Linked DNA regions of Homo sapiens: region 1 is linked to region 2. The links are chromatin contacts, found by Hi-C or POLR2A ChIA-PET in ENCODE. All regions are on one chromosome and are shown on one strand. The core of a region is the stretch at or near the end of the contact, and the rest is flanking DNA. Distances in the headings are between cores, read along the strand shown. Region 1 overlaps COL23A1 (collagen type XXIII alpha 1 chain). Region 2 overlaps COL23A1 (collagen type XXIII alpha 1 chain).

Region 1 (6,668 bases), core at 2,885-5,384, 160 kb before region 2:
ATATGCATGAGATATAAAGTGCTCTTATACAAGAATAAGGACAAGCCAGAGGCTCTAGTAAAGAATGGGCAAAGATGGGAAACAGAGGTTGCAGGGAGCCGAGATTGCGCCACTGCACTCCAGCTTGGTGACAGAATGAGACTCTGTCTCAAAAAAAAAAAAAAAAAAGAATAGGCAAAGGATGTGGATAGGGATCCCCACAGGACATTGGCAGGACGTGGAGGTGGACTGAGTGAGGGGGAGCAAGGGAGAGGGAAGATCGGGTGACTCCCGGTTTTTGGATGATGCCCAGATTTTTGAGTTGGGAACTCACTGGTGCCACTTGCCAGGATGAGAGCAGGACCAGGATGGGGACGATTAAGAGTTTGTTGAGATCTGTTAATTTTGGCATGACTGTGGGACATATGAGAGGAGATATGCAATCAGCCCTTGGATTAAATGGCCCAAAAAAGGTGGAGGCAGCAGTGCAGGGCCCGGCCGGAGTGGGCATTTGTCACAGTGATTCTGACTACATCTGTACACACGGTGCCGGGAGTGATGCTGCTATGCTGGCTGCCTTCCTTAGCCCAGAGTCCAGCAGGCCTCTTTGTTCTTTACAGAGTTTGCCAAGGTTCCCCAGAGAAACAGAACCAATAGGGTGTGTGTGTGGGGGTGAGGGGGGGTATGTGTGTGTGGGTGTGGGGGTGGGTGTGTTTGTGGGTGGGTGTGTGTGGGTGGGTATGGGGGTGTGTGGGGGGTGGGTGTGGGTATGTGGGTGTAGGTGTGTGGGTGTGTGTGGGGGGTGGGTGTGGGTGTAAGTGTGCGTGTGGGATGTGTGTATGGGTGGGTGTGGGGTGTGGGTGTGTATGGGGGTGTGGGTGTGGGTGTGTGTAGGTGGGTGGGTGTGGGGGTGTGTAGGTGGGTGGGTGTGGGGGTGTGTGTCAGTGTGTGTGGGGGGTGTGTGGGGGGTGGGTATGTGGGTATAGGTGTGGGTGTGGGGGTGTGTGGGGTGGGTGTGTGGGTGTGGGGGGTGTGTATGGGTGTGTGTGTGGGTGTGTGGGGGGTGGGTGTGTGGGGGGTGTGTATGGGGGGTGTGTGTGTGTGGGGGGGTGTGGGTGGGTGTGTGTGGGGGGTGTGTGTGTGGGTGGTTGTGGGGGTGTGGGTGTAGGTGTGTGTGGGGGTGTGTATGGGGGTGTGTGGGTGTGTTTGTGGGTGTGAGTGTGTGGGTGTGGGGGTGTGTATGGGGATGTGTGGGTGTGTGTGTGGGTGTGTGGGTGTGTGTGCCCACACGTGCATGCATAAAGAGATTTATTTGAAGGAATTGGCTCACGTGATTATGGGGACTATCAAGTCCAAAATCTGGCCCAGGAGAGCCAATATTCTTACCCATGTTCTTTCCCATGTTCTCGCCACCCGCCTTTTTTCTCACTGCCGGTCATAGAGGTGACTTGGGCCAGGGCTCGGCTCTGCTGAGTTCCGAGTGTGCCCCAGGGGCTGATGATTGAAAGTCATTTGCATTTAGCTCGGTGCTGGCGTGAATCAGATACTGTCGGGGTACTTGCCACTCAGTGTCACGGAAATGTATTCCCTACGGGGAAATAGTTTGGAAATACCTTCCCTGAAAAGCCTTCTCTACCTTTTGCAGCTGACATTTCCTGTTTTACTTCCCAAATTGCCTGAATTGAGCAGAGTTTGGGAGCTCTGTGGACCCAGGCGCTCCCAGAAGGATGCCCCCCAAGCTTGGAAGGCCACTCTGCATGCGAGCGGCTTCCCTCCGGCTTCTCTGCCCTGGAGCCCCTGTGCCTCCTCCGTGTTCCTCCAGGGGCCTCACACAGGCCCCTTGTGCTGCCCCACAGCTCGGGTGCCCCTGGCCTTGCAGAGATGGTGCCCACAATCTCTGCTGTGAGCCTGCCAAGCCCACACCTTTGGCACGGAGTTGCCTCAGGCTGCCTTCTGTCCTTGTGGGGCTGATGGAAGCGGGTGTCACGGACAGAAATAGCTGCCCTTGCTACATGGTACAAATAGGACTGGCTGTGGCAGAAACCTGGACAGTTTTCTGTTTTCCCTTCATCCTTGCATTTGGTTCCCTCATCCCAGTCCCACTCTGCCCTCGTGAACCCTCAGTCCTTTTACCTCATCGTCCAGTAAGTGTTAGTGGCGCGTCACCGCAGCCAGGCCCTGGGACGGCCCCCAGTGTCAGGACGAGGCAGCTCTGGGGGGCAGACGGCCAGCTTTGCAGGGTCTGCACCCTCATCCTGGGAGCAGAGAGGAGGGAGGGGATCCAGGGAGGGTCCTGGGAGAAGAGCTGAGATGGCTGGTGAACAAGTTAGCATCCTGTGGTTGCTGGCAACAGAAACCAGCTCCTCTGCCTATCTAGACAAAAGTGGCGAACAGTGGAAGAAATGCATGAGGATTGAGGCTTGGGAAGGATGGGGTGCAGGGTGGTTCCGGAATTTAGGCAGGAACGGGATCTAGGAATGGAGGGGTGATACCCCCACCTCGGGAACAGGAGGCCTCTTACACATATCTGCCCCCCGCCACCCCATATTTCATGTGTGCATGGCTCTGTTTGAGGTGGAGGGGAGATAGAGTCTTACTGGCCAGGTGGGGACCCTGTGGCCACCCCTCAGCCTGAGGCTTCCAGGGCAGGGCTGAGACATAGGGTGAGCACCTCCCGGGCAGCCTCCCGGCTCCTTGGAATCTAGGGTGCCTCGTGGAGGAGGGGTGTCAGGGTTTGGATGCAGGTGGGCCCAGCTCTGGGAACTTGAGCCAGTTACCTAATTCTTAAAACTCTCCAACTCCTTGTGCATAAAATGGGGTAATACGATGTACCCTATGGGTTTGTTTTGAGGATAAACTGAGGCAAGTTTATGTGGAAATGCTTGGCACACAGTAGGCATCAAATATGTCTGTTCATGTATCCCTGTGGGAATCGACCTGTGGACCTCAGGCAGTGGGATGTGGGGGTGATAGGAGGGAGCTGTGCCTGCAGCTTGTGCCAGGGTGCAAGTTCCTTCTGTGGCTGCCCTGTGGAAAAGCACATCATCCCTGCTTAGACCCTCGGTTCACTTGGGGCCAGAATCCCTCAGCAGACCTTCTGCTCAATCATGGAGAGAAAGCAACTCCTGGCTTTTAGGAGAGCCCTTGAACTCGAGGTTCCTTTTGCTGCCCTGTAGGTTATTGGCAGGCCGAGTGTTAAAGTCCTTTTCTTCCGTGTCCCCTTGCAGTTTCCCAAAGGCTCTTGTTCCTCCCCGCCCCTGGCACCCACTGTTCTTTTCATTCTTTTCAGTTCTGCCTTTAGAAATAGGACTGAATGCTGGGAGAGCTGCCTTCCCTGTGAGGTCATGAGTTTCATGACACTAATGGGCTTGAAGTGGCCTGTTGTCCGGTCATGTCTTTAGAAGTAGCCTCGTGCGGAACCTGAGCCCCCTGTTGGGCCAGCACAGGGAGAGGCTCAAAGTGCCGTAGCCTGAGACTGTGAGGGGCGTGGGGGCTCAAGAGGAGGGCATAGCCCAGGGAACAGAGGATGCCCAGACCACCCATGAGGGGCACCCGCCTCCCCCATCAGGAACTAGAACACCCCCCACCCCCTCTATGGCCCTCATACTGTGGGGAATGTACTACTTTATTTATTTTTATTTATTGTTATTGTTTCCTTAGAGTCAGGATCTCACTCGGTTGCCCAGGCTGGAGTGCAATGATCACGGCTCACTGCAGCCTTGAATTCCCGGGCTCAATGATCCTCTTACCTCAGCCTCCCAAGTAGCTGGGACTACAGGCACGTGCCACCACACCTGGCTAAATTTTGTTAATTTTTCTTTTTTTGTTGTTGTTGTTCTAGAGACGGGGTTTGCTGTGTTGCTCAGCCTGGCCTCCCTGGTCTCAAACTCCTGGGCTCCACCAATCCACCCGCTTTGGCCTCCCAAAGTGCTGGGGTTACAGCTATGAGCCACCACGTCTGGCCCGAACGTACTACCCCAGTGGCACGGGGGCAGCAGGTGACCTGGAGGCTGAGCCCACAGTGCCTCTGAGCTTTGCCACTTACAGGACTGGAAGGTGACCGCCCCTGATCGTCACCTCCCATTTGTGGCACCGCCCGTCTCACAGTGGGGATAGAGGCCGGCTGTGCTGGCCAAAGTGCTTGCTCACATGTCAGCTGTACCCAGGAGGGACATGCTTCCTAGCTGTACCTCTGGGCCTCAGAGTACTCACAGCGGGGGTGGCCACCGGTCTTGCTGTTTTCTGGGGCAGGTGGAGAGAACAGGGGACCCCATCTGAGGGAGACTGCTCCCCACCGCCATGGCAGGTCTTGGGCTTAATTTTCAGGAGGGCAAAGTGGTGCCTCCCAGCTCCCCGGCCCTGCGCCTGCGTCCTCCCTGAAGTGCGCATCCGCCGACTTGCCTTCCCCGCCTTGGGATCCAGGAGCTCCAGCAGGGGCTGGGCTGGGGGCTCTGTAAGCGGCGAGCTCTGTTCCCTGGGCACTAGTCCCTTTACTTCAGTGGGAGGTGGTGGGGTGGGAAGGGGAAGGAAGGGTTGCATGGGAGGGGACTGTGTGGGGTGATAAACTCAGGTGGGAAGAGTGCTTGCAGGAGGAGGGAGAGTGTAAGGAGGGACATGCCCCGGAGATTATGCTGTGGACTGAATCTTGTGTCCCAAAGTCATATGTTGAAATCCTAATCTCCAAGGTAATGGTGTTAGGAGGTGATTAGGGTATGAGAGTGGAGCCCTTGTGATGGGATTAGTGCCCTTAGAAAAGGGACCCCAGGGAGCTTTTTCACCCCTACGACCCTGTGAGGTTATAGGGAGAAGGCATCATCCATGAACCAGGAAACGGCCTCACCAGACGCTGAATCTGCAGGCGCCTTACAGCCTCCAGAACTGTGAGCAATACATTGTCCTTGTTTGTAGGCCACCCAGTCTTTTTTGCAAGCCACTGGTAGGTTTTCTTAGAGCAGCCCCCACAGACTAAATCTGTAAGCCATGCAATTCATAGTATTTTGTTATAGCAGCATGAACAGGCTAAGACAGGCCGTTTTGGTGAAAGAAGGTGGAGGTGATGGAGGAGGAGCTGAGAGATGCAGGCCCAGGTGTACTGGTATCTGCCTCCGCCACCCACAACACCAAAGGTGGAGACTCAGACCCTGCAGCCGCCTGTGGAAGGGTCACAATCCCCCGGGGCTCACTCCAGGCATTGTTTAGGACTATTAGGAGTGGCTTATTTCATAACTGAACACGCCTTTTTCTTCTTCCTGAAGAACCCCTATGGCCCCAGTCTTTTGAGCAGGCTGTCATCCTTTTATTTTTTTAAAAAAGGACTGTTATAAAAACCAACTATAGGTCAGGCGCGGTGGCTCACGCCTGTAATCCCAGCACTTTGGGAGGCCAAGGTGGGAGAATCACCTGAGGTTGGGAGTTGACGACCAGCCTGGCCAACGTGGTGAAACCTTGTCTCTACTAAAAATACAAAATTAGCAAGGTGTGGTGGTGCATGCCTGTAGTTCCAGCTACCCGGGAGGCTGAGGCAGGAGAATCGGTTGAACCTGGGAGGCGGAGGTTGCAGTGAGCCGAGATCGCGCCATTGCACTCCAGCCTGGGCGACAAGCGCGAAACTCCGGCTCAAAAAAAAAAAAAACAAGCCAATTATGCTCTCAAAAGGATCTCACTCTCCAACCCTCGAACACACACAGCTCCACAGTTAAAAGAAAGTCTCCCTGTACTCGCATCTCACCACCCCATCTAATCCCATGCCCTAGGATGTCAGTATTGTATGAGTGTAGTCTGTGTTCTGTCAGAGCTTTTGCTGTGCTTTAACATATGATACACATTTTAATTTTTACAGAAATAAAATAATGCATGGTATAAACACACTTTTAAAAATTGTTTTGACTTCGCAGTATAGGAGCACCATTCTCTGGCAGCCCAACCTAAATGAACCCCAGAGGCCCGGCCGTTCTTACTCAGAGACTGTTCAGATTTACACCAAAACGCCATCAAAGGAGTCAGAGAGGGAACTCTCCCCAGAGCTCCCAGCCCTCCCCTCCCCCTTCCTCTCCACCTTCCCATTTTTCTGTCTAGAGCTCTGGTATTTTTTCTTCCCTGCCTTCCTGGACCTCTTCCACATTTCTTTCCACACCAGTAGTTTTCACCCTTTCCGATGTAAGAGCCTTCTGGTTTGTTTCCAGCACTCTCTCACTCTGGTCTTTCTGTTCTTTCCCCCGGTCAGCCAGAGGGATGGCTGCAGTGACCAGCGCAGGCCCTTCCTTCAGGGGCAGAAAGGCAGAGGGTCCTCACACACTTAATATTCTGTGACTCTGCCACCCATTATAGCTTTTGTCACTTTAATAAACTTATCAGTACCTCTGATGTCTGCCGAATTTTTACAAACTTTTTATTAAAATGTAACCAGCTACAGGGCCGGGCACGGTGGCTCACTTTTGTAATCCCAGCACTTTGGGAGGCTGAGGCGGGCGAGACCAGCCTGGCCAACGTGGCAAAACCCCGTCTCTAATAAAAATACAAAAATTAGCTGGTTGTGGTGGCGCGTGCCTGTAATTAGTTGGTTGTGGTGGCAGGTGCCTGTAGTCCCAGCTACTCGGGAGACTGAGGCTCGAGAACTGCTTGAACCCGGGAGGCGGAGGTTGCAGTGAGCCAAGATTGTGCCACTGCACTCCAGCCTGGGCGACAAGAGT
Region 2 (6,422 bases), core at 3,140-5,639:
TTGGGCTCTTGTCCTGCCTGAGTCTCTCTGCAAAATGCAGATGGCTGAGCAGGTGGTTTTGAGCACCCAGTGAGGGAGGGCGTTCTGTACTGGTGAGGAGTTGCACTAACAGTGGTACTGCTGTCAGACACCTCCAAGGTGTTTCTCTTCAGCGCTGGCACACTCTTAGGTCTCCTTTCTCCTTTTCTTGCTTGGCCACGTTGGGTCTTGTTCTTCCTGAGGCCTCCTCTTCTAATGTGGCATTTTCTGTTGAACTGTCAATCTTCAGGTAACAATGTGGCTATTGGTAGGAGGGGTCTCACTATTACATTTGCAAGTGGTGAAAAGCTGAGCCGGCCATGGGGTAGCGTGATACATTTGGGAGCCGAATTTAGGCTGAGGGTGGCAGCAGGGACCATTGTCCGCTGGACCCTGCCATCCTGAGTGGACTTCCTGTGGCCTCGTGTCTCAGTAAGAAGGCAGAGAACACAGTTTCTGTCCCTTTGTGCTTCTGTGTGGATAAAACATTGCTGCTGTCCTGACAGTTAGCCAGGGCAATTCTGGAGGTGGCGTGGCCTTCTGTGCAGCCCTGTTTCGTTGTAAGGTTTTTGTGTTTCTGTTTGAAGATGTGTCTTGTAGATGCAGTTTCTTTAACATTTTAGAAGAAAGATGGGAATGCAGTAGGTGCATTGTTTGAAAGATATAAATAAGGTGAGTGTGCTCCGAGGACACCCAGGGCAGATTGTGATGCTGCGTCCGTGCGGGCTCAGCCATTCAGATTGCTTTTGCTTTATAACAATCTTAGGATATAACTCACTATACAGTTTACCCATGTAAAGTGCAGAAGTCAGTGGTTTTTATTATACTCACAGAGTAGTGCAACCAACACCACAATAAATTTTGGAACAATTCATCAACCAAAAAAAAAAAAAAAAAATAGCAGACACTCCTATTACTAGCCACCCATCATTTCCCCTCAAAGCCCCCAGCCCGCAGCAACCACTAATCTACTTTCTGTCTCTACAGATTTCCCTATTCCAGACATTTCATATAAATAGGATCATATAATACGTGACTTTCTGTGTCTGGCTTCTTTCACTTAGCGTAATGTTTTCAAGATTCCTGCATGTTCATCCCGGTGTCAGTACTTCATTCCTTTTAGTCTCAAATAATGTTTCATTGTATGAATATACCACATTTTATTTATCCATTGATCAGCTGGTGGACATTTGGATACTTGGACTTTTGGGCCATTTTTAATAATGTTGCTGTGAACATGGGCGTACAAGTGTTTGTATGGACAGATGTTTCATTTCTCTTGGGTAAATAGGAGCAGAATTACTAGATCGTATGGCAGTCTGTGTGAAGCCATTTGAGCACCTGCCAGACTGTCTTCCAAAGCTGCTGCAGCATTTTTTACATTCCCACCAGCTATGGATGAGGGTTCCAGTTTCCCCCCATCCTCACCAACATTTTTGACTGTCTGACTCTTTTATTCTGGCCATCCTAGTGGGAGTGAAGTGGTACTTTATCGTGGCTTTAATTTGCATTTCCCTGCTGTCTAATGACGTTTCCTATGTCTTCATGTGCTTAGTAACTATTTGTTTATCTTCTTTGGAGAAAGGTCCATTGACATCCTCTGCCTATTTGTCTTTTTATTGTTGACTTGTAAGAATCCTTTACGTATTATAGTTACAGGTCCCTTATCGGATATATGATTTGCAAATATTTTCTGCCATTCCATGGCTTATCTTTTTCCTTTTCTTCACGGTATCTTTTAAAGCAGTGGTCTCCAACCTTTTTGGTGCCATGGACTGGTTTCGTGGAAAACAATTTTTCCACAGACAAGGGTGGAAGGATGATGGTTTTGGAGGCATTAGATTCTCATAAGGAGTGCACAGCCTGGATGCCTTGCATGCATAGTTCACAATAGGGTTCATGCTCCTATGAGAATCTGATGCCGCTGCTGATCTGACAGAAGGTGGAGCTCAGGCGGTAATGCTCACTGTCCTGCCACTCACCTCCTGCTGTGAGGCCCGGTTCCTAACAGGCCACAAACTGGTCCACAGCCCAGGGGTTGGGGCCCCTGTTTTAAGGCACAAAAGTTTATTTGTTTTGAAATCCAGTTTATCTATTGCTCCTTTGGTTGCTTATGCTTTCGGTGTCATATTAACACACTACTGCCTAATACCAAGATCATGAAGATTTACACCTATGTTTTCTTCTAAGAGTTTGATAGTTTTAAGTCTTACATGTAAGTCTGATCCACCTGGAGTTAATTTCTACATATGGTGTGAGGCAGGGGTCCACTTTCATTCTTTTGCATGTGGATATCTAGCTGTGCCAGCACCATGTGTTGAAAAGACTGTTTTTCCCCATGGAATGGTCTTGGCACCCTTGTTAGAACAGACAAGTTTTAAAAACCTTATTGATTGCAGGACAGCAGCCTCCATGACAGGTGCTTGGTAACTCAGGTGCCCACAGATGGCACTGGGAGGCCTTGCAGGGGTCTCTATTGTGCTGTCTCTGCCCTTCATTGTCCTGTGCACTTTGGGGTGAGAACATGAGGGGGTTCTGTGCCAGGGGACCCTCGGGAGAGCAGCTGGTTAGAGGGGCTTGGTCAGCTCTTCTTTATGTGGCCATACCTTTCTGCCACACTGAGCCTGGAGTGCACCAGCAGGTGACCTGCCTCATGGCCATGTGCCTCCTTGCTCCCTGCTGTCCTCCTCCAGCCAGTTGTAGCTACAATGACCGTACATCCCACATGATCCAGACAGTCTCAGTGTATGCCTGTTCTTCCTGCAAGTTAGCCGGTCTCTCCCTCTCTTAAAATATCTTGGTTTGGATAGTAAATGATATATTCATCCTGGTCCTGTAGCAAGGACTGGGGTGAGAATGTCCATGGGGTTCAAACCAGTACCCTGAATCCAAGGCCAGCCTTCGTGGCCTCTGGTAGCTTTGAGAGGGAGAACAGAACTTTCTCAAAGCCTCAGCAGATGTGGCTTGGATCCCACAGATCCGTCCTGAGCACATTGTTGGCAGGACACATAGTCTCTGAGCACCCCGCTGCTAGCTCCTGCCGCCGAGCGTCTTTCCTGTAAGCATGTGAGATTAGTGGCAAGGGGGAGCTTACCGGTGTCTTGGCAGGGGCAGCCGGTGCCACTTCAGAACGGCTCAGGAGGGCTGGACGTAGCTGTTTCTCCACACACTGCCTGCATGTGCCCACCCGTCACGCAAGCAGTCAGCTTTGTATATTCATACCCACCTTGGGCTCACCAAGGCCACAGGGAGAAGCCATGTGACATGGAGCTCCTTGTCACTCTGCTGTCACTAAATGAAGAACAAAACACCTCTGGAGGAGGCCACAGACAGAAGGGAAAGGCACTTAACTCTACACATGGGAATCACATTATATACACATTTAACCAATGCAAGTCCACTTCTACGACTTGGGGGTGGAGGGAAGTCCAGCAAAACAAGAGATAACTCATTGAATTAGTGTCAGTGGGCACCCTCTGTGAGGAGGGATGAGAATGTGCAGCTCCCCAGTGGACATCAGCTCCTGCAGACCCTGTGTGAATGTCTCGCCATCTGGGTGAGGTCTGAAGCTTTTGTGCAGCTTAGTCGTGAAATGCAAACTGAAGCATCACTTTGACTAAATGCAGATGTTGCTGTGTGCTGTGAGTCTCTGTGTAACTGTCACACAGGGGAGAGTGTAGCCAAACCCACCTTTGGAAAGGGAATGGGAGAGGGCTTCCTGGAGGAGGTGGCCAGGAGGCTGTGTTGAAAGGGGCATTGGGACTTTGCTGGGTGGAGGAAAAGGAAAGCCGCTTCCAGGCAGCAAAAATTTTGTAAAGCCACACACTGAGGCAACGGGAGCGTGACAGCCAGGTTTGGGGAGTCAGTCAAGGCTGGGTTATGTAAAGCCACACACTGAGGCAACGGGAGCGTGACAGCCAGGTTTGGGGAACCAGTCAAGGCTGGGTTATGAAGGCTTCAATTGCCTTGGTAAGGAGTGTAAATTTTAGCCTTTAGTTAGTGATCCCCAAATCAGTGTCCCTGGAGCACCTGACTCATGAGATGTCCCTGCGGAAAGGGTTCCACAGTCACAGAAGTTTGGGAAATCTTATCGTATAATCCCCTCCAATCTCCACCTTAGAGAGCTGCAAGGGATGTTAGCATACTAAAGGCCCTGAGAAGTCCTGCAGTAAACTCCCTTTTGACTGGTTACTCAGGGCTTTGTGTTCTGAGGAAATAGGCAATAGGGAGCCACTGCAGGTTTCAGTGCAAGGGAGTGACAGCATCGGATGCCAGTGATGGGAGACAGGATGGCTGGGCTGGGCTGGAGGCAGGGAGGCCACTCGGTGGCCTGGTCACTGGATGAGTCAGAAGGCCCATCTCCACCGCTCCTGGATGTCTGGGAAGGGCCCAGCAAAATCACCAGGGGAGGAAGTTGATGACAGGCAGTGGGAGAGACAAGCAAGGAGACGGCCACTGATGCTGCAACCCACAGCCTCCTTCCTCTCCCAGCTGGGATCCCCTGGGCTGCTTCCAGGACTTGGGAGGAGCCGCTGAAGAACCAGCATTGCTTAAGTAAATGTAAGTCACTTGCTTAAGTAAGTGTAAGCCACCTCCTGAGCTGCCCCGCTGCAGGTTCCAGGGATACCTGCTTCCAACAGGCATATCTGGCCTTTCTTCACCTTTGAGAAGAGGGAACGTAAGATTAAATCCAACTCATCCCCATGCCACCCCAGCCCTAAATTCTTCAGCAGAGTGGAGAACTGGCTCTGCTGTGGGATTATCAGGACTAGCGCTAAAAGCAGGTCTTGCATCTCTGACAGACCTGCTTGCTGGAGGGAGACTTACATTTCAGGAGTCTCTGAAAAATTATCTGTTAAAGGCATTTCAGGGCAGGGAGCTTCTGAGACTCTGAGGCTGGGAACTTTACATCCAGCAATAACGGAAGGGCTCTGGCAGGTGAGCCTACTGGAAGAATCACACCGTGGAGAGCGTGCGCTGGGTGGACATGCCCTGAGGAGCAGTGTCGGTGGGCGGTGGCCATGGTGGCGGGGGGCTTTCTGCATCAATCTCCTCCCACTTGCCCATTTCTGTCCTTCACTGGCAGTTCTTGCAGTGCCACCACAGCTGCCACATCTTGGGAGGAGGCCTTGCAGGCAGGTTGCTTTTGGCTCCTTATTTTCTCCTTGGGCCCTCTTCCTTCCTGAGTATAAAAGCTGGGGGACAGAGGAGTGGGAAACTCCGCAAGCACAGCGCGGGGGAAAATGGCCCACACTGTCTGTAGGGAGAACTCAGACCCACTGCCTCATTGTCGTTCGTTCATTCATTAGCTCAGCGTGTATTTACTGAGTGTGTTCTTTGACCTTATCTTTGTATTCGTACTGGGGATAAAAGGTAAATGGTCATGAGCCTCTAGAAGTTATTGGTCCAGGAGGGGAGGCTCAGGCAAACCCCAAATACAGTCGGCTGTGAGGGCAGCCCTTGGAGCAGTGTGCAGAGCATACCCAGATGCAGCAGGCAGTTCCCGACCCTGCCAGGAGAGCTCATGGGCAGGGGTGCTCTGAGCTGCAGGAGGGCAGCAGGAACATGTCCGGTGGGTGGGTTTCGGGAGGAGCGCTCCTGTGGAGGGACCCACCTGGGCAAACGCACTGAGGCTTGACCCAGCAGTGTCTTAGAGACTTGTGAGCGGGTCAGTTTGACCAGGGCTGGACATTTGAAGGGCATGTGGAAGGAGACGAGGAAGAGAAGTGGGGAGTCTGGGCCCAGGCATAAGGGGTGATCACCAGGCTACAGAACGTGGCTTTCCTCGGTGAGGCTGTGTGTGGGGGCCATTGAAGACTCGGGCAGGGTTGCTGTGAGCTGTCAGCACCAGGATGGGTAAAATGAAAGAGAAAAGAGGGTGTTGTTGGTTCCAGACGGGGTGATGAGAAGCTGCCGTGGGAGAGAAATAAGGTGGGGGTGCAGAGTGCCAGGAAGTCGGACAGCAGGAAGCCTGGAGCGAGAGACGAAACCTGGAGCTGAAGTCCAGAGGCAAAGCCGAGGTCAGCCTGTGGGTATTTATTGCACCCATCCTAATAGTGCAATATTGGAAGCCACTCAAATGTCTGATGATACTGGGCAATGGCCGAGGAAGTTACCAGGCATCCGATCAGTGGCACAGCATAGAGCCAGTGAGCATCAGGGCAAAAGAAGGTCACCTCCCCACGGCCATAGGAGTGTGCGTCCTGTTCTCTCCCAGGCTCTTGCTCCCCAGGAACCGAGGTTCAGTCCTTTCTGCTCCTGGAGCCCATGGTGTCTGCTCAGACTCCTGACGGGGCAGGGGTAGGCGGCGGGGACCCTTCTGCGCTGATAACGCTTCCCTCCCACCGGGTCTCAGTGAGCTGTGGGGGCGGGGGAGTTCACGGAGGAAAACAGACCCCCACTTT

What was found. A loop is a pair of places that touch in the nucleus more often than their neighbours do. ChIA-PET counts read pairs that join two places held with the same protein, here RNA polymerase II (POLR2A). Pooled maps may share reads with other maps.
Region 1: a pooled map of right cardiac atrium shows a loop between it and region 2 (2.1-fold over the local background). The contact joins two enhancer-like sites. A Hi-C loop is called at or near these places in 1 of 168 maps with a recorded cell type or tissue (K562) and 3 of 50 pooled maps. POLR2A ChIA-PET finds 5 or more read pairs at or near these places in 2 of 52 experiments (CD4-positive, alpha-beta T cell and WTC11).

Annotation. Positions count from the first base shown.
Region 1 is chr5:178,542,054-178,548,721 of GRCh38, reverse strand. All of the region lies in intron 2 of COL23A1 (collagen type XXIII alpha 1 chain), which reads left to right. Among named protein-coding and RNA genes, the nearest start is that of COL23A1, 45 kb to the left of the region's middle. RefSeq lists a silencer at 4,360-4,654. Within about 2 kb of position 4,134, at least 4 of the 41 ENCODE cell types and tissues checked have a DNase peak (open chromatin) inside an H3K27ac peak, as active enhancers do.
Region 2 is chr5:178,386,613-178,393,034 of GRCh38, reverse strand. The region is part of intron 2 of COL23A1 (collagen type XXIII alpha 1 chain); the gene reads left to right. Among named protein-coding and RNA genes, the nearest start is that of PHYKPL, 160 kb to the right of the region's middle. RefSeq lists an enhancer at 5,356-6,174. Within about 2 kb of position 4,389, at least 3 of the 41 ENCODE cell types and tissues checked have a DNase peak (open chromatin) inside an H3K27ac peak, as active enhancers do.